Regions from separate parts of the Homo sapiens genome. Here all the other regions are linked to region 1. The links are chromatin loops, found by intact Hi-C in ENCODE. Cell type or tissue: PC-3. All regions are shown on one strand. Each heading gives the region's core, and the rest is flanking DNA. Links, peaks and the distances in the headings are about the cores only. Region 1 has its middle 55 kb from the start of CARMIL1. Region 2 holds the start of LOC124901282 (a long non-coding RNA gene). Region 3 overlaps LOC124901282 (a long non-coding RNA gene).

Evidence for each region. A loop is a pair of places that touch in the nucleus more often than their neighbours do. Peaks named below come from ENCODE experiments on the same cell type or tissue, not always from the same donor. Only the 100,000 strongest peaks of a DNase experiment are listed, where the experiment ranks them.
Region 2: it touches region 1 in a loop (2.4-fold over the local background); 6 of 110 quality-filtered maps call a loop at or near these places.
Region 3: it touches region 1 in a loop (4-fold over the local background); 6 of 110 quality-filtered maps call a loop at or near these places.

Annotation. Positions count from the first base shown.
Region 1 is chr6:25,219,159-25,229,925 of GRCh38, forward strand. It overlaps the pseudogene LOC100533655. Among named protein-coding and RNA genes, the nearest start is that of CARMIL1, 55 kb to the right of the region's middle. In PC-3, for the core only: a CTCF peak has its summit at 4,489 (motif pointing right); a DNase peak (open chromatin) is centred at 4,503; H3K4me3 peaks cover 449 bases.
Region 2 is chr6:25,116,269-25,127,035 of GRCh38, forward strand. It overlaps LOC124901282 (a long non-coding RNA gene), which reads left to right and starts at 5,421. Exons shown (of 3, transcript XR_007059515.1): 1 at 5,421-5,616; 2 at 6,189-6,264. It also overlaps the pseudogene CMAHP. In PC-3, for the core only: no CTCF peak of the experiment used is centred there; no DNase peak of the experiment used is centred there.
Region 3 is chr6:25,134,012-25,144,778 of GRCh38, forward strand. LOC124901282 (a long non-coding RNA gene) reads left to right here. Exons shown (of 3, transcript XR_007059515.1): 3 at 643-1,180. It also overlaps the pseudogene CMAHP and the pseudogene NUP50P2. Among named protein-coding and RNA genes, the nearest start is that of CARMIL1, 140 kb to the right of the region's middle. RefSeq lists enhancers at 4,245-4,294, 4,335-4,564, 4,675-4,794. In PC-3, for the core only: no CTCF peak of the experiment used is centred there; a DNase peak (open chromatin) is centred at 4,370; H3K4me3 peaks cover 1,544 bases.

The DNA.
Region 1 (10,767 bases), core at 3,464-5,963:
CAGGAGGCTAAGGCAGGAGAATCGCTTGAACCCGGGAGGTGGAGGTTGCAGTGAGCAGAGATTGTGCCATTGCACTGTAGCCTGGGCAACAAGAGCAAAACTCCGTCTCAAACAAACAAGAAAACAAAAAACACCTTTCAAGTGCACTGTCTTCCAACAGAACTAATGGAGCTGCTAGCTTCCTCCAGAAACTCTTCTTTTATGGAAATGTGCTTCCTCTGCCAATTAGGAAGTCTGCTGAATAGACTTCCTGGCCATAAATTCCCAAGAGTGGTTAAAGTATCCTAATGGACAGACAAGAAAGGCAAAGATGAATCTTCCACTTCCCTTGGCTTTTGTACAGTAGTTGATCCAGCCATACCTAAACCTCCATTCATATTGAAACCTACACCAAAAACAAACAAACAAAAAACAAACAAAAAACAAACAAAAAACAAACAAACAAAAAACAAACAAACAAAAAACAACTCTAAAACTAAACACAAACTAGATTTTACACCTACAGTTTGGGATGCCAAAAAGAAAAGTTGTTCTGGGATATGCTGAAGCAAAATTGTGTGCATGGGGGATCTGGCTGCTAATACACTTTGTTGAGTCAAAAACTGTGTTCAGATGAGTAAGCCTGAAGAAACAGGCCTGAACATATACAGGCTTTCTACCAAAAAAAGAAAAAAAAAGCAATGGACCTGGGTTCAGTTAAACACAACCTTTGTTTTTAAAATGGCAGGCTAGATTGTATCAGTGCAACTCAAGACATCTCTGAAATGAAGAAGGAACAGAGCATTTATAAAAATAAAATAGAAATTATCTTTTATTATGTTTACTGCTGGAGAAGCCGTGATGGATGAGATAATCAGCCCTTTCCCTGTCATGATGGAACTCTTACTAATGAGGACTAATAGTAGCACTACTGGAAAATACTCTGCTACCAAATTAGCTCAAAATAAGGATTCCATTAATCCTACTTCCCTTCTGAGGGCTATGATGCAACAAAATGAGTCTGGGCGTTTTATCCTGTTTCAAATACTGCACCCTTTGAAAGAGCTTTTTAAATGCATCTATGAGTGAAGCCAGTAATCAGCAAGATAATATTGTGCCAAATGCAAAAAGGCAATGTCTTCAAACATGAATCTATTGATCCATCTCAGCAAATGAACCTGACACTTTGTGGAGATCCTGCAAGTTTCCTTCCACATAATAATAATAATGACCTAATACAAGACTAGGAAAAACTTAAACATTGATTTTGAAGATATCAAATACAATCAGCAGAATGAGGAACTTCAGATCTGACTTTCTGGTAAGGATTTTATCTACTAGGCATAACAGATAAAATCCTAACTTATATCCAAGATTATTTTACAAGTCTACCGTCGTGTATTCAGGTCATAAGCAGTAACATTCCTTGGTTCTCAACTCAAGCTACAGGGTAGTTATAACCACCCCAATAGCTTTAGCACCAACAAATTCATGAGATGAAGTAGCAGCAACTGGGTCATAAAATGAGGCATAGCAAGTAAATGGCAGCTTACAGATTGGAGTTCTAATCAGGCCATGCCTTGCAGATATTCCCAGCAAGACCTACAACAGTATAAGGTGTTTTCCAATTTCCATGCCATGAATCAGACTTTCCCTACAAATCTGAGTTTAATGCTAGGCCTCATATACAGAAACTTAGTGCCTGTATTCAGGCTGTGTCACAACAACATTCCAAGTATACTCAGTTGGACTTCCCTGTAGGAAGTTTTGAACCATTGCTAGTATCCAACTACTTCTAATTTAGAAGATTTGGTCAGTTATTTATAAGTTTCTGAAAACCAACAACATGGAGAAAAAAGCAGTCTGTTGTAACTTTTCAAGTGTGTTATGCCAAGGACATGTCAACAGATCAGTGCCAGCCAGAAACTGCACACCTTTGTGGATCTGATGCAATATAAATACAACTCCAAGCTCATAGACATTTTAAAACAAGTTGCTTTCAATGAAACATATCTAGCTGAATAGCATAAATAACACTCGGACTATTTTATGTCCTCAGCCTCTGTTATCCATCAGAAACCAGATTGACATCCAGTGAGTTCTAACTCCAGGCCTGATTTTCGCCTTAGCTTTGGATGCTGTATAAATTAGCTTGCAGAAGGTTGCAGAATAAAACTGAACGTTCAGTGTCAGCAGGTTGACATGGAGGCACTGATGCACATTCCTTGTACTGTCATTTCAAACCAAATTGTTTTTGATCTTAGAAGATGATTTTAAAATAAAATATAAAATAATCTTATATTTTAATATAGATATATGCATATATAAATTTTAAAATAAAATTTTAAATCATCAGCCATTAAAATAGAAACCGTGCTGCTACAAACAGCAACATATTGCATTTCACCTTATTCTGAGCACCATGTTATATGAGATATTTGAGGGAAAAATGAGCATTTAAGATACTTTAAGAATTTTCTCTATTCAAATTATTATATCAGAATAAAAATGAAACACATGGGGTTTGAACTTATGGGCTGCTATTTTAGTATATCAAATACAAAGTTAAAAATCAAAAACTCTTTCCCTATTTATTAGCTTCTGTTTCTATCTCAGATGCTAAAAGAAGTAGTGTGGTGTTTTTATGAAAAGAAAATATCAATGTTTCCCTTCTTCACTGTTAATGTAAATGACTCACAATTTTTTTTAACCTATAACAGTATAGGTAAGTTAAGTCTCTTATTTCTTATATGATTATTACAATATAGCCAGATAATATGGTTCATATAACTTAGATTCTTAAACATTTTGACTTTAAAGACTTTCTTTGTGACCTAGTACCTGGAGCAGGAGTGAGGTAAGGTAATATTTGAAACTTGAATAGGATATGATTGGAGTTTTAAACAAAATGATGTTTAATAACCAAACTGATCCTGACATTATTAAATCTCCCCAAGATTTCATTAAGTGTCAGGAAAAGGATATTTTGCAGAGCCCAGGTAAAAGCAATGACAGGAAAAAATAATGTCTTCCTACTTTCATTGTCCAGTGAAGCAAGATTGCTCAATAAACCAATTATAGTAGGTCCTCAATTCATGCTTGTTGAAAATAATCTCTAGTTTTAATCTTTTATCTTCCATTGGATGCAAGCAGGGCTGGACTTAGACAAAATGAGAAAGTGGAAAAGTTTGTTTTTAGAATCTTCTTATCTTAGACAAAATTAGGAAGTGGAAAAGTTTGTGTTTAGTATCTTATCTCTGTCTCCAATTTCTGGCATTCCCTTCTGCCCACTTTTCTGCCCAGTCTTTGTTCAGGAGCCATCACTCCATATGCTTGTGGCTGACCCACTGGGAATCCTTAACAGAGCCTGGCACTCCACCCACACTGCCCTAGGTATGCCTCCAGAGCCATGCACAGATATTCACCTACTTTCCCTCCCTTGGTATCAGCAAGACCTTGCTAATATTACAGAGCACATCTCTAGTAGTGTTCAGGGAAATATTCTGGCTTAATGAAGTCCCAGGCTGTAAATAACATTTGTAGGAACAGTTGCAACTTTGAAGAACCGCTATAAGGGCTAAGGAAGGACACTCTACATTGCATTCAAGGGTCTCTGTGTCTCCCCTTAGTGGGCAAGGAAGCTGCCATTTTTCCTCCTCTAGAGCAAGTCTTATCTTCTCATCCTTCTAGTGAGGCCACTGGGCCTCTTATTCGAGATTCTTTCTTTTCTCTTTTTCTTCTCTGTCATCCCAATTAGCTTTCAGAGTGTCTATGATAAAAAAGAAAAAGACAATCTACAATTCAAAAAATTAAAAATTATACTAGAGTTTATGCCTGTAAGTGATCTTTTGATAATAAAACATGTAGGATTTTAAAATTTTGATACTCAATTTTTACAAAAACAAAACTGAAATGTACACCACTGTTTCACAGAGGATATCTTATAAGAGAATTAGAATGGCTGAATCTGAACTTGGCTTCCATAGCTTCTCACATCCAGAAATTCCAAATAAATAAAGTAACTCAAACAACGGCAGTCTGACAACTCCTATCAGACCTGGAGGACACAGGGACCCATCTTCCATGTGTTAAAGGGTGAGGAAGAAAGTAAAATAGGAAAACAAAAAAAGTATGCTTTATCCAAGGGCCTATGTCTTCCCCAAATGACTTTACATTCAGAATCTCTTTGCCTAACTCTCCCCAATTTGAGAGGTATTTTTCTTCAAAATCCTGATCCTGCTTTCATTCCATTCCCTGTTTAGTATAAATTCCTGGCTAAACACACTTGGTCTCAGAGAACCATGTCAAAGGTTACTAAGGTCAAAAAAGCTTTTCTTATTTTCTGACAGTCCCTGAGGTCCTGAGAGAATGCATTCTTCTTTTGTTTGGCTGGTAAATAGGAAGTTCTGCATTTTACTTTCCCCAACAAGGAAGCAAATATTTTCTTATTGTCTTATTCTGTGGCTGTATTAAAGAAAAAAATCAGCATTTCCAGAGCTCTATGCTAACAGGCCACTGGGTGGCAGTCCTGAGCTGTAATGCAGAAGAGAAGAGTCAGGAAAAACCTGTAAACCAGAGCGGGAGATATAATAATGTTCAGGAGATAACAACGTCATCAAAGATCAACTACTTTCCACCAATAGAGCCTAATTAAATGAAAGGAATCATACCAGGAAAAAATGGAGGTAGTATCATACGTTTAAATTAAAACTGCCCAAGACGCTTAGATAAAATTGGCAGAAAAGCATCCCTCCTTCCACTTTCATTATCACCAAGGTAACATGGTCCAGAGTGGAGCTGAATGTCAACCCAGTGCTAATGGGCAGGCTTCTTCCTACTCAATTTTCCCTTTTTCACCAGGACTTCAGAATAAAGCACTAGAACTCACACTGTCCTGCTCTGCAAGCTCCAACCCCAGATTAATCCTGAAATCCCCCTTCTCTGCTTCTATATCTTAGTGATTTGGGGCTTCTAGAGAGAAGTACAACCGTGGGAACTGGTATCTTCACAAAGGTATACTTTCCGATTTCAGAAGAATACTCCATTCATCTTGTCAATACTTCTCCTTATCTAAAAACAGCATCTCTCCCCTCATCCCTTCTCCTTCCCTCACTCCTCTCTATAGCGAGAATCTCATACCTTCAGTTCTGTCCATCCCCTGTCAGCAAGTGATCTTGCCCCCACAGAGACTACTGAGCCCACAAACCCTCAAATCTTCACTCTTCCATCCCACCCCCATACACATCCTGCCCCCATACAGGTTTATCTTCATTTTCACTCATTCTTGCTTCCTGTCCCACCAATCACAAGAAATAGAACAGCTGCCCTCCTCTCCCCTCCAGGTGTCTCCCAGCATTTCACCACATGCATCAATTTCTGTGTCTACATAAACTGTTTGCCCCGCCCCCACCCCCGAATGCTAATATGACAAGAGGACATATTAGAGGAGAATCGAATTCTCTTAGCAAATGGCATGAAAATTCCTTTTGGAGATTTCTTAGAAAAATTCATGGATAAGCCCATTGAGGTTGAAGGCGAGACCTTGACTCTGGGTTGATCACTCAGTTCTAGACAAGAAAAGTAATTCCTTGCTCTAAAGGAGGAGGAAGTTGGGAAAAACGGAGGAGGAGCCAGCAGGATGGCAGAGGGCAGTGTGGTTGGGCGTATAACCCCTCTCCAGGAGCACCTCCAAACTACCTTAAAGTTCCTTGTTAAATTGTTAACTCAATAGATTACCATTAACATGAGTGTTTGTGTAGAAACTGGCGAGAAGGCTGAGATTCGCACTGTGGTGCCACAAGATGGATCTGAAACCACAGGTACAGATGTGGCAGGGGACACAAAGAGAAGCATGAGGGAGCAAGCCTCAGAAATTTAGGGAAATCATAAAAGGAATCTTGGACTGTGGCTTTGGACCAGGTTTACAAAGATGGACCAACATCTCACAGAGCCAGGGAGGCCCCAGCTGACATTGGCTTGCTCTAGCTTCTCCCATCCTAAACAAAAGCCTCTCTACCCTGAGCCCTTTTTCACTTTCTCCTTCTGTCATCATCCAACTCTCTCAGAAGCTTGGTCTGTACTTGTGGCAGCTTCAGCACCTCCCAATAATTTCTCAAACTTCTGCTGACTGTTCTCACCAAGGTCATCAATGATGTCCTCATGAGGAACATTCTCAGTCCTTGTCTCACAGAACAGTTCTTCTTCATTAGGCACCACTGATAACTTTCATCTTATCTCTCCTTGGGTCTCTGACCTTTCCAGTTGCCTTCACCATGGGCTGCTCCTCTTCTTTCTGCTGCTTAAATGTCAGTGTTAGGGATTGAGGAGGTGCATTTCCAACCAGCATCTGAAAGACTTATGATGTTCACCAAACTAGGGTTAACAAGCCTGTGAGTTGAATTTGACTACAATTGAGTCAAACTGAATGGTGCAATCAGAGTGTGAATGAAGGAAAATAAAGAAACCAAGGGAGGAAACATTATAAATGGCAGGGAAGGGAGGCCAAGAATGTTCTTGAGAATATTAAGAATATTCTGAGAATAAAAGAAACAAGCTGGGTATGGTGGCTCACACCAGCAATCCTAGCACTTTAGGGAGCTGAGGCAGAAGAATTGCTTGAGCCCAGGAGTTCAAGACCAGCCTGGGCAAAATAGCGAAATCTTGTCTCCACTAAAAATACAAGAAATTAGCTAGGCATGGTGGTGTGCATCTGTGGTCCCAGCAACCCAAAGGCTGAGGTGGGAGGATCACTTGAGCTTGGGAGGTCGGGGCTGCAGTGAGCCAAGATTGCACCACTGCACTCCAGCCTGGGCCACAGAGTGAGACTTTGTCTCAGGGGGCGGGGGAAGGTGGGAAAAAAGAACAGAGTAGATACAGAAGCCAAATTGCAATACAAAGAGAGAGGTTAACATTGTGAGAGAAGGTGCAGGTGTTCAGAGATAGAAGGAAGTAATGTTATAAAAATAAAACTATATTTGTGTAATTTAACATAAAATAGTTCCTTGACAGGAAAAAAATTATGGGAAGCACTGTGCTACATAAATTCAACTGAAAATGTGTTCATCCAACCATTAATCATAATCTGTCTGGGCCAATGAAATACAAATGATGTTCTTGTTAGCTGCAGTAGGCTTCAGAGTCAAAGGCATTCAGATTATGTTCCCACTACATTCTAACAGGAAAATCAATCCATTCACTAAATGGGCGTTAGCAATAAAATACACTAGAGCGTTCCAAAACACACAATTTACCTGGTTTATTGGGCCAGATTATCTTTCTCTGTAGACATATGATCCTTCTTTGAAATGCTTTGTCCTCATTCAGCTTTTATTCATGTGACTAAATGCTAGAGTTTCACTGTAATCCTACCTATTCCAACCCAGAATTCATGGTAAAATATTCCATCTTGGACTCTGTTCAAGAAAACGAATCCGAAGAACTGGTAGAAGAACTGAAATACAACATTGTTACACCCATTCTATAGCCCCCACGTTGTCCAATATTCTGTTGTTATAACTACATGTGGTTGTTTAAATATAAATTAATTAAATAAAATTAAAAATTTGATTTTCCCTTTTATACTAGTCACCACTCAAGTGCTCAGTTGCCACATGTGACTAGTGGCTACTTCATTGGACAATCAAAAAGTATTTCCATCATTGCAGAAAACTGTTAGATAGCACTGATAGACAGACAGACACATACATACATACATACACACACACACACACACACACACACACACACACACACACACGCTCTGTGGTCATTAGGCAAGGACCATCAGAATAGCATGAAAGTAAAATGTCTGTCAGTGCAGAAGCCAATATGCCAAACTTTAACCTCCATACCCTAGTTTTAATTTCTGTATCAGGCTGTCTTATTGTCTTATTAAACTAATCTGTATTAAGATGATTTTTTCCTCCCAGAGGTATGTTAGTCATAGGTCACTAGATTGAGTGCCTAAGGAAGGCTGTAGCATCTCCTTCTATATAAAATAATTTGGAAACTGCCCCTTTTGGAAATTGGTAAGTAGAGTTATGAATTCTGAAAACTTCTTACATTTATTTTGCTCAAATAGAAAGATTTATAGATTTAGCAAAACTCACAGTCTATGTGGACAGTGCTAGCTTATTTGTACTTACTAGATCCTTATATGTTAGGTCCCAATGGGTTATTAACTAGGTAAGTCACTTATCTTCCCTGAGACTCAGTTTCTTTGACTATAAAATGGGAATTATAACATCAATGTCACAGATTTGTTATAAAGAAAGATTAAATATGATGTTGTATAGGAAAGTGTAGCCTTCATGGAAGTGGGCAAGAAATGATTAAAGAGTAACCACAGTTGCAAGTCAGGTGGAGTGTTAAAGATTCTAATGACTTCTGCACTTCAATCTAGGAATGGCTTTTGCCACCAAAGAGCCAGAAGCTTGCAGAAAATTCCTCTTACCACAAAGAGTGCAGAGCAGAAATCCAATTCACAAGTAATCATTGGTGGAATGGATTTTGTGAGATATGATTCTGTGATCTTCAAAAGCTGCCAGTGAAGAGATATTTGTACACCTGTGTTCCTAGTAGCACTATTCACGATTGCCAAAAGGTGTAAACCACCCAAATGTCCATTGATGGAGGAATGAACAAAATATGGTATATACAATGGATTATTCAACCTTGAAAAGGAAAGAAATTCTGATACTTGCTGCAACATGGATGAACCTTGAAGCCATTATGCTAAGTTAAATAAGCCAGTCAAAGGGCAAACACTGTATGACTCCACTTATGTGAGCATCCTAAAGTAGTCAAATTCATAGAGATAGAAAGTAGAATGGTATTGCCAGTGCCAAGTAGAATGGTTGTGGGGATGAGAGAATGGGGAGTTGTTTGGTGGGCAGTTTCAGTTTTGTAAGATGAAAAGTATTCTGGAGATTGGTTGCACAATAATGTGAATGTACTTAACATTACACATTACACTTAGAAATGGTTAAGATTGTAAATATGTGTTTTTCACAATTTTTGAAAAGCTGCATAATTTATATTACTATAAAGGTGGCAGACTCCATTTTGGGGGAAGACTTCTTTTGCAGGTGGAGGGGACACTAATAGATTTTAATTGTGCATAACAGGCCCAGAATCCTGCTCTGATGATAATATAAAAACCTCCTCTCATTGTGGATAGAACACTGGTGTGCAATGTCATGTTGGAGCCTGAGGCAAAAGGATAAATATGTACCCCTGTATATATATATATATATATATATATATATATATACACACACACACACACACATATATATAGTAGCTATATATATATATACACATATATATAGTAGCTGTATATATATATAGTAGCTATATATATATATATACACACACACAATAGCAAGAAAGACAGTTACTTAGATATTATATGAGAAAAAGGAGAGCAAAATCTTGTGTGTATATATATATACACACACACATACACACAAAGTACCCTCCCCCATATTTTGAACCAAATAGAAAAAGTAAAAGTTCTGCCATTCAAAAATATGACTAAATATAAAGCATTATATTGTCCAATCTGTTCACACACCATCATCACCCCTTATCAACCCGCCTAGCTCTGTGGGCTCAGGAACCTTGAGCTAATCAACAACTATGCTTTATTGCACAAAAATGCAGAGTTGCAAAACAAACAGCCTGTTTTTATTTAAACTATTGCTATTTTATTATCGATTTTAGCATTAATTTTAATTTTTAAAATATTGCATTAACATATTATTGCTCTTAATTGTTAACTCTTTTGGTGTTCCGTTAAAACTTGTGGCCTCATGCATCATTGCCTTACTCTCATTCTGGCCCTGTGCCTAGAGATTATCGTGAGCTTAACTCCAATTCTCCTACGGCTATAGCTAAGAAATAATGATGGAGTTGTGGGCTTTATGATGGAGAGAGTCAAGGGAACTGTTTGTTCAAGTGGGAGGCCGACCCAGTGCTATGGTCTGAATGTCCCCTCAAAATTCTTACGTTGAAACCTAACTACCAGGGTGATGTATTAGGAGGTGGGGCTTTTGGGAGATGGTTAGGTCATTAGGGCAGAACTATCATGAGTGGAATCAGTATCCTTCTTACAAGAGATCCCAGAGAGTTGCCTTGTCCCTTCTCCCATTGGAGAACACAGCAAGATGATGGCTGTCTACAAACCAGGAAGCAGGCCCTCACTAGACACTGAATTCATCAGTGCCCTGATCTTGGACTTCCCAGCCTCCAGCACTGTGAGGAGTAAAAGTTGTTTACAAGCCACCTAGCTTATGGTATTTTTGGTACAGCAGCTGAAACAAACTAAGACAGCCAGTAACTTGGAGACACTGGTGGGAGTGGGAGAAGGTGGGTAGAAGGATGACCAGGGATCGTCCTATGAAAAGGCCATGACTGAAAGGTTTCAGGAGCAATGGGATCTGAGGACAACTCAGGCACAGACTTTCCTTTCTGCATTGCAGGTCTTTGACCTTATTTTCAAGTCTTCAGTAAAGTTTCTTAAATGCTACAGTGATTCTTGGGAGAATGAAGAGCAAAACCAGAAACCACAGAGTGACAGATTGGCCTGGAGAAAGCTACAATAGCAAGAAAGACAGTTACTTAGATATTATATGAGAAAAAGGAGAGCAAAATCTTATTATTCAAGCCACATGCATGAACTGCATACTTCCTTGCCACCAATTAAAATTGCAAGTCCTACAGGCCCCCAAACTCAGGCACAGATGCAAGAACTGGACTTGATTGTAAAACCACACCCTGTGGTCATTA
Region 2 (10,767 bases), core at 5,215-7,714, 100 kb before region 1:
TCAGTTTTCTGATCTATAAAATTATGATACATAACTTCATAGAGTTGTCGTGGAGGTTAGATGAAATAATAGATACTAAAGTGTCTAGCACCATGCTTGGAACAAAGCAGGCATTTAATAAATAATAGTATTATTATGGTCATTATTTTATACTTAAAGGAATATATAGAACTTTAAAAGTTCATTGTAGGACAAACAAACCTATATACTAGCAAACTCGTTAGAAAAATACAATTGTATTATGGGAGACCCTCAGGAAACTCTTGCACTGATAGCTACCCCTTCTTAATTTTTCTTTTTCAAGAGATGCAGAAAAAAATAAGTCTGTAATTCTTCACTTGATCTTAGCCAAAAGGCCAAGAAGCAATTGTAACTCTTAATCATCGTTCTGAAGCAATTACCATAAAGATCGCTATGCTCCTTGCACAAAGATAAATTGCATAGATGCAACGAAGAATGTGACATCTGCCAACTATTATAAATAAATTCATGAGAATATAGTATTATTAATTTGACCTTACAAGCTGATAAAATCTAGGTCATTTGGGTTATAATTTTATCCAGAAAAAACAAACAAATGGTAGTCCCTAAAATCTTTTTTAAGGAAGAATAATGAAGGCGAAATGGAACAAAAATATACCATAAAACTATAATAATCAAATCACTGATTATTGACATTAGGTCAGCCAAAAAGTGGATCCTAATTATGTTAACTGTTTATTCTAAAGAAGGTATCATAAATATGTGGACCATCTAACATGGTGCTGTGGCAATTAGTTCTCTAAGTATTCTAGTTGATTAAGGACACAAAACGACCAAGCCATGAAAATGTATAAAATAGAATATCAAATATGAGAGGACTTTTAAATTTAATAGCAATGGAAATAATCCCAGTGGAAAATCTGAATAGATACAAATGTAAAATGAAAAACTTCTAACACCAAAACAATTTAGCAAACACATTTTGCCAAACTATATTTAGTGAAATATTAGCATCATATTTGACAGAAAAATGCAAGTAAAAACAATGAGATGCAATTTTTGCCTCAAATGAGAACAGTCTGAAAGACTAAGAATGTTCTGAGCTGGTAAGGTATGGGGAGAAAAGGCACGCTCATAAACCAGTCAGTGGGAGCAAAAATTTGTCAGTGCCAAAGAATGGATGGTAATGCTATACATATTAAAGAAGGCACATATGATGAACTCATTCATTCATTCATTCATTCGTTTAGGACATCAAGTGGAAAGGGTTGTGTTAGTCATACTTTCTAGTTCATGACATGTATCTGATCCATGCAAAGCTCTTTTCTTTTTAATCTTATTTATTTATTCCCTTTATCTCTAGTTCCCATTCTCATTTTCCTCCCCTCCAAGGTGCCATTCTAAATGTTTGTGCAAAATATGTATTATATTGTGTGTGTGTGCATTTTTAATTTATATAAATGGCATTAGGTCTCCAATCTGTTTCTTACTGTTTTTCACTCAACACTATGATTTTGACACCCATGATGTTGCCATGTGTACATCTAGCCCACATCTAACTGCAGTTGAGTATTCCACGGTTCATGTCTACCACATTTTACAAATTCACTCTCCCAGGGGTAGACTCCTAGGTTCTGTCACAACAGAATTTCTTTGAGGTATAAACAAGAGCAGGATTTATGGATCCTAGTATGTTCATAAACCTCATCAGAAGCCAGGTACAGTGGCACATGCCTGTACTCCCAGCTTCTAGAGAGGCTGAGATAGAAGGATCACTTGAGCCCAAGAGTTCAAGTCCAACCTGGGCAACATAGCAAGTCCCTGGCTCTAAAAACAAAACAAAATAAAAAGAAACAAGAACAACAAACAAAAAACTCATCTGGCTAGTTACTGCCAGATTACTCTTCAGAATGGCTGCAACAGCCACACTCCCATCACATGGATGAGGACTTCTACGTCTCTGACGTTTGGCATCATCTTAGCTTCTAGCTTTTTACTACTCTAAATGATGTAAAGTGAAACTTGCTTGCTTCACTTGCAGTTTTCTGATTACTACTTAGTAAGTATCTTCATATGTTTAATAGCCTTTGGGTTTATTCGGTAAAATGCTAGTTCATACTCTTTCTTCCCTTTTTATTTTTCTGTCTTTTTCTTGTCAATTTGCATTACTTCCTACTCTATGCTTGATATTAATCCCTTGTTGATTATAAACATTGCAAAAAACTCTCAAATTGTCATTATGTCTTTCAATTTTGTCCATGGTCTCCTTCATTAAGCAGAAATCTCATGTTAATAAAATCATATTCGTCCATATTTAAAATTTTTGTTGCCCTATGAGCTGTACTTTTGAAGTGTTATCCAAAGAGTGAAGAAGTGCCACCCTATCTCTAGATTGCAGAAATATACTCCTATATGTCTTCCATTACTTTCACATTGAGGCTATTGGGCCATGTGAAGCCCACCTTCAGGCTGAAGTATATGAAGGTTGGTGGTGAATGCTTTAATTGCCATACTATTTTACCAGTAATTCAACTACCTTATGAAACAACTCCAAATACAGAGAAGCTCTTAAACGCAAAAATACCAGTTTTAATTTTAAATAAAACTATGATGATCTTAAATTCTAACAGAAAAATGGCTAAATATATTAGTTAATATTTAATGTGAACATAAAATTATATGTGCATAGAATCTGACATTATGTCTAATATCATAATATTCACAAGATGCAAAAATGGTTTACATAAAATAACTGTTTGAAAAATTAAGTCTAACAAGAAAACTAGAGAACAGAACAGTTAGATGGAAGATTAACAGGGAATAGAAGACTTGAACAACACCATAAACTGACTGTACCTAATAGACATACAGAGAACACTTTACCTTGGGCCATAAAACAAGTGGACTTTATGCCACACTGGTTCAATATTTGAAAGATGCAAGGCTGATTCAACATTTGAAAATCATTCAATGTAACACACTGCATTAACAGAACAAAGAAGGAAACCACATCATCATCTCAATTGACACAGAAAGGGCATTTGAAAAAAATCCAACATCCTGTTGTCATAAAACACACTCAGAAAACTAATAGGCCAGGCGTAGTGGCTCATGCCTGTAATCCCAGCACTTTGGGAGGCCAAGGTGGGTAGATCACTTGAGGTCAGGAGTTTGAAACCAGCCTGGCCAATATGGTGAAACCCCGTCTCTACTAAAAATACAAAAATCAGCTGGGTGTGGTGGCACGTGCCTGTAATCCCAGCTACTTGGGAGGCTGAGGCAGGAGAATCTCTTGAACCTGGGAGGCGGAGGTTGCAGTGAGCAGATATTGCGCCACTGCACTTCTGCCTGGGCAACAGAGCCAGACTCCGTCAAAAAAAAAAAAAAAAAGGCATCTAAGAAAACCTGACAGCTGTTTTCCCCCTAAAAGCAGGAACCAGACAAGCAGTTTCCTTGGCTAAAACCTCCATTTCTACATGGAGGCAACTGAACGGGAAAATGACATAAAAGGTATCCAGTTTGTAAAGGAAAAAGATAACTGTCTCTATTCACAGATGACACAATCTTGTATATAGGACACCCTAAGATATCTACAAATGAAACTATTAAAACCTTCAAAGGATACAAGGTATTTTGAAAATCAGCAATATTCTATACGCTAGCCGTTAATTTTTAAATAAAATTTACAAACAATTCCATTTACAATAGCATCAAAAAGAATAAAATACTTAGGAATAAATTTAATCAAAGTAGTATAAAACTTATACTCTGAGAACTACAAAATATTGTTGAAAGAAATTAAAGAAGACTTAATAAATTAATAGACATTCCATGTTCATGGATCAAGACTGAGTATTGATAAGATGGTAATACTCCCTAAATTAATCCACAGTCAACACAATTTTAATCACAATTCTGGCTGCTTTCCCCCCCCATACCTCACCCCCTGGGAATTGACAAGCTGACCCTAAAGACTCAAGACAAGCTGGCCTAGAGTAACTAAACTATCTTTAAAAAGAAAATAAAATTGAAGGATTCACAATTCCCAATTTGAAAAACTTACTACAAAGCTACAGTAATCAAAATGTGTGGAACTGGCAGAAGGATAGACATATAAATCAATGGAATAAAGAGTCCAAAAATAAACCCTTATATTTATGATCAATTGATTTTTCAACAAAGATGCCAAAACAATTCAATAGGGGAAAGAATAGTCTGTCAGAAAATGGTGCTGCAATTCATCCACATGCAAAAGAATGAATTTGGGCCCCTACATCACACAATGTACAAAAATTAACGCAAAATGAATCAAAGACCTAAATATAAGAGCTGGAACTATAAAACTCTTAAAACAATAGGAATAAATTTTCATCACCTTGGATTAGGCAATTTAAAAAATATTTCTTAGACTGGCTACACGTGGTAGCTCACATCTATAATCCCAGAATTTTAGGAGGCTGAGGTGGGGAGATCTCTTGAGCCCAGGAGTTTGAGACCAGCCTGGTCAACATAGTCTGACCTTCTCTCTACAAAAAGATACAAAAATTAGCCAGACATGGTGGTATGTGCCTGTAGTCCCAGCTACTTGGGAGGCCAAGCTGGGAGGATTGCTTGAACCCGGGAGGCAGAGGCTGGAGTGAGCCGTAATCATGCCACTGCACTCCAACCTGGGTGACAGAGAGAGAGAAATAGATATATTTCTTAGACTCTCTCTTAGACTATTATCTATGTGTGTGTATGTTAGTCTAATAAGTATATTAGAATAAAAGACTTAGTTATTCTAACCATATACTTTTTTAGATACCAGAAGCACAAGGTCCAAAGAAAAAAAAATTAGATGTCATCAAAATTTAAAACTTTTGTGCTTCAAAAGATGTCAACAAGAAAGACAGATAATAACAAGTCTTGGTGAGGATGAGGAGAAACAGAGTCATACATTGCTAATGAGAATGTAAAATGATGCAGTCCTTTTGAAAACAGTTTTACAGTTCCTCAAAGTTAAACATAGAGTTACCATATAGCCCAGCAATTCCATTCCTAGGTTTATAACCAAGAGAACAAAAAACATATGCCCACATAAAAATTAGATAAATATTCATAGGAAAAGTATTCATCATAGCCAAAATGTGGTATATCCATACAAGGAATGTTATTCAGCCATAAAAGTCAAGTAAATGAAGTACTAATATATGCTATGACATGGATGAATCTTGAAAACATGATGCTAAGTGAAAGAAGCCACACACAAAAGGCCACATATTGTATTATTCCAATATATGAAATGTTCAGAATAGGAAAATCCATAGAGACAGAAAGAAGATTGGTGGTTGACAGTGTCTTGGAGAAAAGGGGAATGAGGACGACAATCATTACAGGGTTTTTTTGGGAGTGGCGGAAAATGTTTTGGAATGAGATAGTGGTGGTGGTTGCACAACGTTTGAATATTTTTTTAAAAAGGATTAATGTGTGCAGTTTAAAAGGGTAAATTTTGTGGTACACAGATTATTTCTTACCAAGAGGAAGAAGAGGAGGAAGAGGAGAAAGAGAAAAGGAAGGAGGAAGGAGATGGGGAGAGGGAGGACAGCAACCACCAGAACAAAACATTCTAAAATGTTTTGGGTGATGCAAGTGTAGGTGAGATTCTTCCTTCTACTTTTCTGAATTCCAACGTTTTAATTGTGAACATATATTATTTTTTATAATAATAATAAAATCAGATGCTCATCACTGATAACATGTCCCCAGGTGGATCAAGCCCTTATCTTTCTCAGAATGTGGTATGAAATCCCTACAGCGTTGGTAGCACTGGACTAAAAAGTGAGCTCTGTTAACAAATGTTCCCTTCGTGGCAGTGTCTTCACTCCAGCTAAGGCTGAAATTCCCAGAATTTGTTATTTCCTGTCCTCCCACTGACCCTGCTGCCAGCTCTGGCCCTGCCTTTTGCCTGCATGATGGTTAACAGTAGCCTTAATCTAATTTTCCAGTGCATCCAACTTCCTGCTGGGAGGGAAATCCCTTATTTCTGCTCCTGTGGTCCCAGTCCCAAGGATATATGCAGATTATTTGAGACATATATATACAAATAAATTATGCTCTGTGTACTAACTACCATGAATTTAACAGGCATTAAATTAAACATTTTTTTATAACAACCTGTTTTTTGTAAGACGGCTACTAAAAATATTATTTCTATTTCACATTTGAAGAAATTAAAGCACAAAGGGATTGACTAAATTGCCCAGTGTCCCCAGACTGTCTGTTGGAGCCTGGATCCGCACCCAGGTGAGAAGGCCCCATTGCCTTTGCTCTTAACACTTTGCTACAGTGTCTCTGTAAAGGTCTTGATCAAAAGATTTAGAGATTTTCATAAAAGCCCCTAAGCAGTTGTAGATTACTTGGTTATATATTCATAAAGTTCATAGTCTCTTGTCCTTTCACTTACACAAACTAACAGTGTTTATACCCAAACCTATGTTTATTATCAGTTTTATGTCAAATAAATTTAACAGTATTTGTACAGCACACATAACCAGCTCCTAGTAATAAGGCAGCTGGCAGGCTTTCTGGGCTAAGTCAACAGATTCAGGGTGGAGTTCACTGGAGAAAATAGCTAGTGGTCCAGGTGTCCTGTTTGAGACGTGGAGGGACGATGAATTTGTAGTCAAAACACTTAGCAACTCTTCCCAAAATAGCATTCTATTTCCTTGTAGTGAATGGCAAAGGACACATACCTCAATAAGTAACACCTTTGTTTGTAGGAGAACTGGGAGAATGCTGGCAACACACTCTTGTCTAAAAAGGCATTTGGTGTTGGTCTCACAGAGACACATGGGTGACAGTGGTCACGCCTATATAGTATGCCTATAATAATTTGAGCCTAAAAAAAATTTAAAGGTATTATATTCAAAGCCCACAGCCTGGAGGCATAGCCCAGGAAGCTTCCAGCTCAGCTCCCTTAACAGGTAATCTAAGACTGCTCTTATATCACCCACATGTGCTTATGCATGTATTTTTTAAATAATTGAGTCATTCTATTTATAATGTTTATAACATGCTTTTTTTGCTTTGTGTATCAGAAATAGGCTTGAGTGCAATGGTGTGATCTTGGCTCACTGCAACCTCTGTGCCTACTGGGTTCAAGCGATTCTCCTGTCTCAGCCTCCCAAGTAGCTGGGATTACAGGTGCCTACCACCATGCTCAGCTACTTCTTGTACTTGTAGTAGAGACAGGGTTTCACCATGTTATCCAGGCTGGTCTCAAACTCCTGACCTCAGGTGACCCACCCACCTCAGCCTCCCAAAGTGCTGGGATTACAGGTGTGAGCCACCATGCCTGGCCTCACCCAATGCTTCTATTCCTCCTCTCCCCTCATGCCTTCATCCAAGGTTCCTGACCCTTCCAGACATGGAGCTGGAGGAAAAAGGAGAGTTAAAGAAAGAGAGCAAAGGTCCTTTGGTCACGGAGCAGCAGCACTATCTGGGCTTGGCTTTTGCTTAAAGCTGATTCTAAGGGATACCTCAGTGGGTTATTGCGAGGATCCGTCCAATTGCTTGGAAACACCCACCTGAAGTTCTCTGCACCTGGGTATCTCTATGCTACCTGGTTACTTATGCTTTCCTTAGCCCCTAGCAACGTAGCAATACATCCAACTTTTCTCTGCAGGCCTTTTGGACCTAGAATGACTCTACGTTTATGCCTCCCATTCATGGTCCACATCACATCCATAGGAAACACTCAACTGTTCTAGCCCCACTGAATTCTGGGAGTGCCAGTGTGCCTAACACAACCTCTTCTCCTTCAGCTTGTCTGTCACAGCTACATGGCCAATCTTTCATCCTTGAGATTTCTCAGGGGAGAATCAGACACCAGCCCACTGTGTCCCTTAACCTTGGAGAACACATATCAGACTCTCTAGAGGTGGTCCAGCTAAATTCTGGCCTAAGGAGAGGGGCCGGCATCCCTCAGAAGTTGCCCCTGCAAGGGGCATGGACTCTCAGTACAGCTTTCCAAATAACTCTTCCTAAGAAGTTATATTTCAAACTCCCCTTCTATGCTTTAGTATTCCTTATAAGGGTGAGGGATTTAAGAATGATCTACTGGTTCTCAGCCTCTTTGTAAATCCTTTCTCAGAACTTCAATTTGGAATGGGCATCTGTTGTTTTGCAACCTCAACTTCCATTTCACCATCCTGTTACAAGGTATTGCATATGTTGTATATTTAGCATTTTCCATTTTTACATATAACCCAATTTTCCCAGGCCTCACCAGATTGACAATATAAAATAAAGTTGCAGTCTATCTTTATGCACAAATGATGATGGCAAGAGCCCCAACTGTTTTGCTGACTAGAAATTAGCACATTTTCAAGTGTCCCGAACGTATTTTGGGGACTTCCCCAGAAGCATGCTACACACATGCCCACAACCTGATCTGTAACTGCTTGGTGTCTGCTTTTCCCTCTTTTCCTACCCTGGCTTATAATCTTTCACATTGTCTGCCTAGGAGTTTGAGGAATGTCACATCATTGCTAGGTTCCAAGGGTAGGTAGAAGAAATAGCCTCCTCTCCAATTGTGTGTCACATGTGGACACCAGGACGTGAAATGGCTCTTCTTTGTCAGATAACGAGTTCTGGCCATCTCCTACTTCCCACGAATCCTCCAACTCTCTCCTAAAAATAGTGCCATTATTTTTCTGATTGCCACTTTCCTGAGCTTGGGCAATCCAACCTGGTCTACGGGCCAGAACAATTCCCATTTTTAGCTCCCCACAAACCACAGACTCCACCACCCAATTTCCCTTCCTTTTTCTCCCTCATGCCCAGGTACAAAATAGAAATCTCTGTGTTTATTAATGGATGGGAGGGAAAGAGAAATTGAAGTCTCACTAGCAGCTTCTGGGTCAACACTTTGCTTGTCAGGGATATTCAATATTATCTTTCTTTTGCTTTCTAAGTTCAAGAGCCATTCAGAAAAAAAAGCAAAGTGGAGGACAATGTATACAGTCTGCTACTAAGGAAGGGAATATTATAAATATGTACTAGTTTACAAATGCAAAAGATACCCCTAGAAGGACCCACAAGAAACTAAATAATAATGGTAGTTGCTTCTAGAGTGGGAACTTGGTGACTAGGGATCAGAGAAGGAGAGAAAATTCAGTTTTTACTCTATTTAATTTTGTACTTTTTGAAAATTTTACATGTGCATGTATACCCCAAAGAAATTAGCAGTTTGCAAATAGATAACTCATTTTAAGAAGAGAGAAGACAACGTTCAAGTTGAAGCCTGCAATGGCAGACCATCCGTATCCATTTGCAAAGAAAAAATTAATCTTGTTTATGCCCCAAATGAAGAGGACTAACAACTAACAGCACGAACAATAGCCTACACCACAGGCATCTTAATTGATTCACCTTACACAATTCTGACTGAAAAATTAAAGTTGAGCAAACTTTGCACTTGATGGCTGCCAAAACCATCCAGATCAGCTGCAGACAAGAGCAGAGCTCTCAGTGGAAATTTTAAACGAGTGGGATCAAGATCTTGAAGCATTTCTTCGAAGCACTGTAACAGAAGATTAAACATGGCCTTACCAGTATGATCCTGAAGACAAAGCACAATTAAAGCAACGGCTACCAAGAGGTGGAAGTGGTCCAGTCACAGCAAAGCCAGACCGCTCAAGAGCAAAGGTCATGGCAACAGTTTGTCGAGATGCTTAAGGCATTTTGTTTGCTGAATTTTTGCAAGGACAAAGAGTGGTAACATCTACTTATTATGAGATTGTTTTGAGAAAGTTAGCCAAAGGTTTAGCAGAAAAATGCCCAGGAAAGCTTCACCAGAATCACACCATAAAAATGCCTCTTGCTCATTTCTCTCATCAAACAAGGGCAATTTTGTGAGAGTTTCTGTGGGAAATCATTAGGCATCCACCTGGTTACGGTACCAATTTGGCTTCTTCTGACTTCTTTTTCTTTCCTAATCTTAAAAAGCAATCTTTAGGCTGGGTGCGGTGGTTCATGTCTATAATCCCAGCACTTTGGGAGGCCGAGGCGGGCGGATCACAAGGTCAGGAGATCGAGACCATCTTGGCTAACACGGTGAAACCCCGTCTTTACTAAAAATACAAAAAATTAGCCGGGCGCGGTGGCGGGCGCCTGTAGTCCCAGCTACTCGGGAGGCTGAGGCAGGAGAATGGCGTGAACCTGGGAGGCGGAGCTTGCAGTGAGCCGAGATTGCGCCACTGCAATCCGGCCTGGGCTAAACAGCGGGACTCCGTCTCAAAAAAAAAAAAAAAAAAAAAAAAAAGAAATGGTAAAAATAAAAATTAATCTTTATTAGGCTTAAATGTATTCTTTCATAATGATATTAAATTATAATGGAATTAGTTAAAACAAAAACTATCAATAGCTAATACTTAAATATTAAAAAAAAGCCTAATCATAAATAGGTAATTTTAGAAATAAAATTAATAAATTGAAGATAAAGCCTAATCATCAATAGGTAATTTTAGAAATAAAATTAATAAATTGAAGATAAACTCCATGTCACAAAATGACACATTTTAGAGAACAGAGACAGCAGAATAAAGAAGTCTTCAGAAACACCTCTTTTATAAAAGCCAAGCTGGATAAGATCCAACTGGGGCCAATACAAGGAAAAACTGTAGTAGTAAATATATATCTATAATTTACATCACTCTGAAATCCTTGACCCCTAGAATAGTCAACCAAAGGTTACATATTTCAAAGAGAAAAGATCTTATAGTTTAAGATTTTACAGCATATATG
Region 3 (10,767 bases), core at 3,013-5,512, 86 kb before region 1:
ACCTTTATGGATTGTTTATAAAATTTTGGAAAACTAATTGGCTTCATGCTGTTTTTTTATTAGGGCTTAATGTTTAGAAAATTAAGTCTTCTCTCTCAAAGAATGAAGGTTTTTGCCCTTTTGTTTTGAAATCCTTATCACTTTGGCTAAATGAATGACTTATTTTACAATGACCTGTAATCCTATTTTGTGATATTAAGTGTTTAAAACCTTTGATATTTGACAAACTTTCTGAAATCAAATTATACATTATGTCTTTTTCTGAACTAATTAGTCCTTTAAGATGGTATTAATGGGTTCCCTAAAGTCCAAAAGTGACATATTTGGCTTTTTTGGTATGAAAATTATACAGGAAGCATTGTCCAATATGAAATGGTGTTTGGTTTTCTTTGGGCTGTATTTGTATAAATATGTTATTGGTATGTATTCCAAAATTATGGGAAACTCCTATTATTCTGATATGACACACTGTATGTTATCAGTAATAATTATAATTTTTATGTTAAATTATTGTGTGCTACAGAGGTAACAGAATGTCTGACTATGGCTGCCCTAAAACTTTTCATTATTCACAGACAATTGTCATCTTTTTTTGGTCCTTTTCAGAGGTAGTTTTATAATCAGCTATAAAACTCTTAACAGGTGTTCTTGAATGCATGTTTCTGATAGCTCTGGAGACTGTGACATCAAAATAGAGAAAAAACTTCGAGGACTCATGGAGAGCTGAAATGTTCATGAATATCAAGCAGAACAAGAATTAACTGCATGGACTAAACTAATAGAAGTTTGAAGTAATCTTTTTTAACTTTTTGCTTAAAATGTTGCTGATAATTTGTTTTTCAAAATCAAGAAACTTTTAAGCTATTTACAGCTTTTTAACAATGGAGTATACTCCTTTGAACAAAATTTGGAGCATATTTGTTTTTAAAACTACCTGATTTCTACAGAATTTGGAATCTATTTGTGAGTATTCTTTACTTATGACAATACAGTTATTTGCATAAGTGCAATAAGAATCTGTTTTCATTTGTAACAGCACACATTTGAAGAAACTGGTTATTTTACCAAGGCTTTGACTGAAATAGTGTGCTTTCCTTTAAAGAATTAAACTTGACTTATGGAGCCAATAAAAAGTCCCTTGGAAAAACTAGCCTCATACCTTTGTCTCCACAGTCCCTGTACAGGGTTCCTGACCTGTGGTAAGTAAAAAAGGTCACTTACTGACAGGCCCAGGAGCCCCAGGTTTTTGTTAGGAGCTCAAAAGGAGAGGAATTCACCCAACTCATAGGTATTTCATGGTACAAATCCATGGCTGGGCTGTGCTTTAAAAAAGTCTTCTCTGAGATTCCTTCTGTGGAAAAAGTTCCATCAAAGCCAATTTAAAAGCTTATATAAAAAATAATTATTCTTGCTGCACTGTATACAAAGAATTAGGCCAAGTATAATAAGGAAAACCAGTCCTGCCATGATTTGTCTTTCATAAAAATGGGAAAGGGGAGAGAGAAAAATTATGTTTCAAAAACTATAGTACATCTATTGTTAGATTCTAGTCTTGTGTAATGTTTTTCAATTTTTATTATTTTCTACAGTTTGGACTGAATTCTAATTTTTCTTAGCTACATGTCTTCAAAATAATGTTTTCAATTTTTTTCCTTCTTTTTTTCCTCCATTTTTCCAAATTTGGAGTCACTGGAAACTAAGATGTGCTTTCATAAAGCCCTGTGAAATGAAGCTAAACAACTTGAGCTTCAGAAGAAAATAGCAGCGACCTATTTACATACATAAGCCACTTTCATACCTGCCTACTGATGTATGGACTTCAGAGTAATGTGGCATATATCTATTTTCCAGAATTGTTCTTTTGTTTGTTGTTGTCCTCCCCCTATTTTCTCTTCACAGGACATGAGACTTCACAACCTTCTAAAAAGGAGCTTTCCTAATAACTCAGGACCTACCTATCTAGGAATAAACCATCCTAGCCATGAGAGATCAGACGAAACCTGAGGCCAGAGACTCATTTTCTTCTAAAATGCGTTCTCCAACAGATTTTTAAAAAGAAAAGGGGGGAAATGTGAAAGTATTTTGGGCCCCTCAAATCACTAAACTAAAGGAAAACTTCAAGTGGGGAACTGCTTAGGGTAAACCTGCCTCCCATTCTGTTCAAAGTTATCCCTCTGCTCACCAAGATAAATGCATATATCATTGCCTTCTGTGGAGAGGCTAATTAGAAACTCAAAAAAAATGCAACCATTTGTCTCTTATCTACCTATGACCTGGAAGCCCCCTCCCTGCACCTTTCCAGACCGAACTAATGTTCATCTTACATGTGTTGATTGATGTCTTATATCTCCCTAAAATGTATAAAACCAAACTGTGCTCTGACCACCTTGGGCACATGTTGTCAGGACCTCCTGAGGCTGTGTCCTGGGTGCACGTCTTCAACCTTGGCAAAATAAACTTTCTAAATTAACTGAGACCTGTGTCAGGTCTTCAGGATTCATAGTGGTTAGTTAGCATTTAAAAATCAAATAACATGAGGGGCTGGGCCTTGATACTAGGTACAGAGCAAAGTAAATCTGTGTGAACGTTAGACAGCATTCTAGATTTGGGTAACAGGTAACTCGTGGACAACTACTCAGCTCTTATTCTGAATGCACCAGCACTAAACTACCCCTAAATGACCTGAGAAATAAGATTGACAACACAGTGGAAGAAAAAAGCCTAATACCAAGTGACTAAAGCCACATAGGGCAAATTAGGCTAAAGCAAAGCTTGAAAGGTGGGGTAAACACTCACAGAGTTACTGGTGTTGAGAATTAGACTGACAAAACACATGCCCAAGAGCGCTATCTGACTCTGCCAGGCCATGTTGCTATTTCTTTGGCAGTCATTGAGAAAAAAACTAACAAAACAATCCTGTCCTGGTATTGCTGCTGCACTGGGGAGAGGTGATCTATACAGAAGGGAGAGAAGGGGAAGGGACAGTAGAGGAGGGGAGGGGATGGGAGGGAAGTTGGCAACAATATCAGTTCTAGGAAATGGTCAGAAGAGTCACTGTTCAGGGCAGGAACAGTCGGGGCCCTGCTATTTTTGTTTAGTAATCACAACTAGCCTCCCGGGAAAATTCTATCTGCTGTCCAGCAGGCTTTGGAAAAGAGCCCTCCTATACACACATGCACACACACAGGAGCATGCACACACACACACACACACACACTTATGGGAGAGAGAGGAAGGAGACCCATAGGAGGCTTGGGTCTTTGAATACCAAACCAGGTAAATGTGTGCTTTACCTATGCACACCCAAACACACACACACACACACACACACACACACACACACACACACACACACATACCCCAGAGAGGTTTTACTATTTATCAAGTCAGGAATAAATTTTAAATTAGAGTTCTTATAAGAGAGAGGAAAATTAAATAGAACATACAACTTTTAGATCAGAGAAATGGCCTAAACACGCAAGAGTAAAATTTTCTAGGGGAAGTAATTTGCTTATTGGTTCATTTAAAATTTCTAGATGAACACATTTCCTGCCAAATCTAATTGCAAGAAAGGTCACCAGTGAGAGAAAGCAAAGGACTCTTGGTACCTTCCGGCTAAATCCTCGATATCTTTTATGAACAGGCCTCCTTGGTGCTTGCACATATTCTTGCATGCCCTCAGTCGGCTCTTATTCTTGTACAAGACGTAGTCTTTGCCAGTGCTCTTATTGCGAAAGAAATTGATTCCTTCCTTAAGACTGGCAACTTCAACAGGTGATAGGCACAACAGGATCTCAGTTGTTTGTTCGATGCTATGAAAAGGCAAACATTTTGAGGGGGAAGGTTAATAATGTTAGGTTTTAAGAGACAATCATTTCAAACTGACAGCTCAAAACCCCTTTTCCCTAAAATATTTTGTAAGCCCCTTGCGTTCCAAGTACCCAGGTTTAGTGGCTACCTGAGGATGCATTTCTCCCCACCCTGATATGAATGTAAATATACTTCTTACTTGTTAAATATGCCTCTCCACTTTTCTAGGGAACTAATAGCCCTCTTACTTGCCTGCCCATCGTCTGCCGGTTCCTCTGCCTGGGTATTTTGAAAGAACAGCAGTTGCTCATATCGTTTCTGTTGCTCATTTGCTCCCCTAAGGCATTAGTCAGCCTGAAAACAGGACGTTTAAGGTATTTTCCTTTAACAGTTACTGATTTCCTTTGACAGTTTTCTCCCTCTACCACAGCTCTTTTAGAAGTCTAACACCATATTCAATTCTGAGAAGCCACTGTGCTGTCCCTCCCATCTCTGCTCTTGCGCATCTGGACTTCCTCTGCCTGGAACGCAGTTCCTCTCCTTCACCACGCAGCATCAGTCTTGGGTCAAATAGAAACGAATCGTCCCCTTCCTGGTTAAGTCTTCCAAGACACACCAGAGGTCCAGGCTGGCATTCTTGGTGTACATCCCTCTTCTGTAGAACATTATAACACTGTAATTGGCACACTGCCCTGTTGACTTACATTTAGGCACTTTTGAAAGCACTCTGTATCTTCCTTCTCCCCCTACCACTTAGCCCACTGCCTTTCACAGGATATGTCTTCACTAGCTCTCTACTTAATGAATCACCCCTCCCACTGCACTCAATTTGATTAATTTACAAAAAGCTCCAGCCGCAAACCAAGCATTTGAATCTTTTTTTTCTTTTAAGGAAACTAGCCGTTACACTTCTCAAACCCCAATTTCTAAACACTCTGTTTACAGTGCAACACTGAATCATAACAGAATATGATTTCTGCCAAGAAAGGTTTCAAAATAGCTTTTGCAAATCCATGGTAGGAAATCTGGGCACATGTTGTTTAGTTTTATATTTGACTCCAAACAAAAAGTAGCCAAAATTCTCTTTGCATGTTAACTTAAAACTGATTTGGAGCACAAGCATATTTGTGGCACTTTCAGTTTCATTTTTAGAAGCGCTGCAAATTTCTTAAAGGAGATAAAAATAATTTTAAGAACACTCCAGGGTAGAAAATAACAGAGAAACCACTTCCAATTTTAAACTGATGAAGGCATAGCTCTGTAATATTATGATCTACTTTCTCAAAGCAGATTCTCATTGTCACCTCTGTCCCAAATTCCTAGTAATTGTGTTCCCAATGGACTTGAAATTATTCCAAAAATATGTTCTAAATGTATTTGACAGGAAGAAGCCATTCTAAATTTCATGACTTCTCTTTTGACTTTGTTCTTACGAGTACAGATATCTGACACCAAGCTAACATAAGCACTGAGGCAATTCCTGGAATAATTAGTCTAAGAGTTTAAAAGGCAAACCTCTCTAGATTTTTGTTGTTCCATTGAATGAATTCATATAGCCAAAGTTCTCTGTTAGATTTCAACTTATATCACAACCATGTAGAACAGGTTCACTCAACCACACTTTTGTCCTCAGTTCCACGTGAAAGTCACATTGGAGCAGAAGGCAAAAGAAAAAAATATGTGCACCTATATACATGCTTTTCTGTGTATTGTTTAAATGATTAGCTTTTCCCCAAAGTATTTTTAAAGATATCAATGAATTTGCTTCTATCAAAATCAGAAAAATAAAACTGTAGCAAATTCTTGTTTTGCTATAAAACATTAAAACTAAAATGAATTGCCTTTTTTCGAATTGGTTTTGGGGGTAGATTCGAGTTACAAAATGGCCGCCCGGAGCGTGTTCGGCGCGGTTCCCCCAGCGGTCTCTGGCTGAACCGGCGCTCTCGCCTCCCTGCTGAACACAGCGTGAGGACCCCCCCTCCATGGACATGGTGTTTGAGTCTCTGGGCTTGCCGAACACCAAGTCCTCTGAGTTCCGCAGCGCAGCACCGGAAGCGGCCGAGCGCGCTCAGCCCGGCGACCCCTGCGGGCTCCAGACCCCTGCGCCGCTGCGCCCTGGGTTTCGCCGCACCCAAGACCCAGCGAGTGCAGCGGCGGCCGCCGAGGAGGTTCGAAAACACGGCCAAAAGAAATGCCGAGAAGGAACTGACAGATAGGAATTGGGATCAAGAAGATGAAGCTTAAGAGGTGGGAACATTCTCCATGGCCAGTGAGGAAGTCTTGAAGAATAGAGCCATAAAGAAAGCAAAGCGCAGAAATGTTGGATTCGAATCTGACACTGGAGGAGCCTTTAAAGGTTTTAAAGGTTTGGTGGTACCTTCTGGAGGAGGACGCTTTCCTGGATTTGGTAGTGGCGCTGGAGGGAAGCCTTTGGAAGGACTGTCGAATGGAAACAACATAACCAGTGCCCCTCCCTTCACCAGTGCAAAGGCAGCGGCAGAGCCCAAGGTAGCCTTTGGTTCTCTTGCTGCAAATGGCCCTACCGCCTTGGTTGATAAAGTTTCAAATCCCAAAACTAATGGGGACACTCAGCAGCCCTCCTCCTCTGGCCTTGCTTCCAGTAAAGCTTGTGTCGGAAATGCCTATCACAAGCAGTTGGCCGCCTTGAACTGCTCCGTGCGGGATTGGATAGTGAAGCACGTGAATACAAACCCCCTCTGTGATCTGACACCTATCTTTAAGGACTATGAGAAATATTTAGCAAACATTGAACAGCAACACGGGAACAGTGGCAGGAATTCTAAAAGTGAATCTAACAAAGTGGCGGCTGAAACACAGTCTCCTTCCCTTTTTGGCTCAACAAAATTACAGCAAGAGTCAACGTTTTTGTTTCATGGCAACAAAACTGAAGATACACCTGACAAGAAGGTGGAGGTGGCATCTGAAAAGAAAACGAACCCATCATCACTAGGAGCGACAAGTGCCTCATTTAATTTCGACAAGAAAGTTGATAGCTCTGTTTTGGGCTCATTAAGCTCTGTCCCCCTGACTGGATTTTCTTTCTCCCCTGGAAACTCCAGTTTATTTGGCAAAGATACTACCCAGAGTAAACCAGTCTCTTCACCATTTCCCACTAAACCATTGGAGGGCCAAGCGGAAGGTGACAGTGGTGAATGCAAAGGTGGAGATGAAGAAGAGAATGATGAGCCGCCCAAAGTAGTAGTTACCGAAGTAAAAGAAGATGCTTTTTACTCCAAAAAGTGTAAACTGTTTTACAAGAAAGACAATGAGTTTAAAGAGAAAGGCATAGGTACTCTGCATTTAAAACCTACAGCAAATCAGAAGACACAGCTTTTGGTGCGGGCAGACACCAATTTAGGCAACATATTGCTGAATGTTCTGATTCCACCCAATATGCCATGTACGCGAACAGGGAAGAATAACGTTCTTATCGTCTGTGTTCCAAATCCACCAATTGACGAGAAGAATGCCACCATGCCAGTCACCATGTTGATTCGGGTAAAAACCAGCGAGGATGCAGACGAGTTGCACAAAATTTTACTGGAGAAAAAGGATGCCTGAACACGCGAAGTTGGCTGCGGAATTATTGCCAAGTTGCTGCTTCTTCCACCGCCCCTTAAAGTTAGTCAGTTTTTCTTCTCTTCTTTGACATTCTAAGAACTTATAGATAACCTAAAACTTTTGTGAGAAAGATTAATGTGGCCAATAAAACCTTTAAATGTTAAGTGTCAAAAAACCGCACTCTCCCTTCTTAAGAACTGCCTAAAGTGTAAAATACATTTGAATGCAATTTTTGGAAAAAAAAAAAAAAAAAACTAAAATGAATTTTAATACACCTACTTTTTAACATTTCAATATTTTTTCAAATACATTAATATTCTTGAAAATAACCATTAAAATACATTTATACAGGGGCACGCTTTTTCCTTTTTGCCTCAGAAGTAATGGCAGTGTGGCAGTATAACATCCTGTCTTTAAGTTTTGGATATTTCGTTTGTCATGGAATTTGTGCGTTCATTTTGGCCTTAAAAAATATTGTGTTGGCCAGGTGTGGTGGCTCACACCTGTAATCCCAGCACTTTGGGAGGCCAAGGCAAGCGGATCACCTAAGGTCAGGAGTTCGAGACCAACCTGGCCTACATGGTGAAACCCTGTCTGTACTAGAAATACAAAAATTAGCCAGGTGTGGTGGCAGGTACCTGTAGTCCCAGCTACGTGGGAGGCTGAAGCAGGAAAGTCGCTTGAACCTGGGAGGCGGAGGTTGCAGTGAGCTGAGATCGCCCCACTGCACTCCAGCCTGGGTGACAGAGTGAGACTCCATCTCAAAAGAAAAAAAAAATGAAAAAATATTGTGTTAAAATAATTTGTTTTAATCAAGATTTTTTTTACATTCCTTAAATTTTCTACAACTTAAAAGTGGTCTCACTTGTCTCACCCTAATCCTGGGCTCTGTTATTTTCTGATGCTTAATTATGATCTAAACTAGGAACTAGTTAGAAGTCAGCTTCATAGTCAATGTATGTATCTCACCTGACTTATCTCCATCCTGTTCTTTTTCTGAAGATTAGTAGGAACCAGATATAAGTGTGTAACAAACGAATTTTTAAAATTTACCTCACTAGAGATCACAGAAAATACCTATATTAATAAAAATGTCATTGGTTTACTATGTCGAGGGCCTATGGAATAAACAGTGATGCTCTTGAAACTTATTTTGAAAATTCAAAATCTAGACCTCAAAAAAATACAGAGAGGAGTAGAGTTTTATGAGGTAAAAATGTCATTCATTCATGCTCTGATGGCACCTCACACCCTGAGGATCTCTTCAAAGACCAGTGGCTGGGGCTTCTAAGCTCAGAGCTGAGGGAGAGGCAAGGATAGGAATGATATAAATGTCAACTATACTTGCAGTCCAAGCAGGGCAAGGAGCCCAAATAAAGACTACTTATGAAGCTAGAAATCCTCCAGAGGGTCATAATCTGAGAAAAAGGGTGGAGGAAGAAAAGGCAACTCATTCAGAATTTTCAGTCTGTATGTACATTTTGCTCCCCGTCTTAGGTATTTTGTTTTCAATGGGAAGATGTTCAGTATTCTGTTCAAGAAAAGGTAAACTCTATGAAGGCCAAGACTACAGTGCCTGTCCCGTGGTAGGTGCTCAGTAAATATCTAGTGAATTAAAGAATATCCTCACACGAACAAAATGTGTACTCCATGGTTAAAAGAAGAAAAATTCACCTACTGTACCCTGTGATACTCAATATCTAAAATCAATCACATAAGCTTCCACTTTAGGAAACTAGAAAAAGGAAAGTAAATTAAATTCAAAGGAAGCAGAAAAAAAGAAATGAAAATTAGAGCAGAAATCAATGGAATTGAAAACAGAAAACTAATAGAGAAATGCAACAAAACCAAATGCTGGTTCTTCGAAAAGATCAAAAAAGTGATAAGCCCACAGCTAGGCTAACTAATATTTTAAAAGAGAGAGAGAGGGAGGATGCAAAAATATTAATATCAGGCTGGGCACAGTGGCTTATGCCTGTAATCCCAGCACTTTGGGAGGCCAAGGCAGAAGCATCACTTGAGCCCAGGAGTTCAAGACCAGTCTGGGCAACAAAGTGAGACCCTGTGTCTAAGGCAGGTGTGGTGGCTCACATCTGTAATGCCAGCACTTTGGGAGGCTGAGGTGGGCGGATTGCTTTGAGCTCAGGAGTTCAAGACCAGCCTGGGCAATACAATGAAACCCCATCTCTACAAAAAATGCAAAACAATTAGCCAGGCATTGGTGGCTTGTACTTGTAGTCCCAGCTGCTTGGGAGGCTGAGACTGGAGAATCACTTGAGCCCAGAAAGCAGAGGTTGCAGTGAGCTGAGATCGTGCCACTGCACTCTAGCCTGGGTGACAGAGCGAGTCCCTCTCTCAAAGGAAAAAAAAAAAACAGACCCTGTGTCTACAAAAACAAAAAATACAATATCAGAAATGAAAGAAGGGACAACACTATGGAACTTATGGACATTAAAAAGATAATAAAGGAATGCTATGAAAAACTCTACGCTCACAAATTTGATAACCTAGGTGAAACAGACCAATCCATTCAAAGACACAATCTGCCAAAACTTGTACAAAAAGAAATAGACTATCTGAGTAGTACTATATATATTAAATAAATTGAATCGGTAACTAAGAACCTTCTAAAACAGAAAGCATCAGGCCCAGAAGGGTGTACTGGTGAATTCTACTATAATTTTAAAGAAGAATTTATACCAATTTTCAAAAGTCTCTTCCAGAAGACAGAAACAGAGGGAATATTTCCTGACTCATTCTATGAGCCCATAACCCTAATACCAAAATCAGACAAAGTTATAACAAGAAAAAAAAACTACAGGCTAATTTCTTTCATGAACATAGATGCAAAAATACTCAACAAAATATTATCAGATATAGCAATGGATAAAAAGAATTATATGCTATGACCAAATGGGATTTATTCCAGGCATGTAAGGCTGGTTCAACATTCAAAAGTCACTAATATAATGTATCAAATCAATAGGCTAAAGAAGAAAAGTCACATGATCACATGCATTTGATAAAATCCAACACTCATTCATGATAAAAACTCTCAGCACACTAGAAATACAGTGAAACTTCTTCAGCTTGATAGAGAACATTTACAGCTGGGCACAGCAGCCCATACCCATTAATCTAAGTGTTTTTGGGGGTCAACACAGAAGGATTACTTGAGGCCAGGAGGTTAAGACCAGCCTGGTCAACATAGCAAAACCCCATTGCTAAAAAATAAAAATAAAAAAGCGCCAGGTGCGGTGGCTTATGCCTGTAATCCCAGCACTTTGGGAGGCTGAGGCAGGTGGATCGCCTGAGGTCAGGAGTTCAAGACCAGCCTGGCCAACATGGTGAAACCCCGTCTCTACTAAAATACAA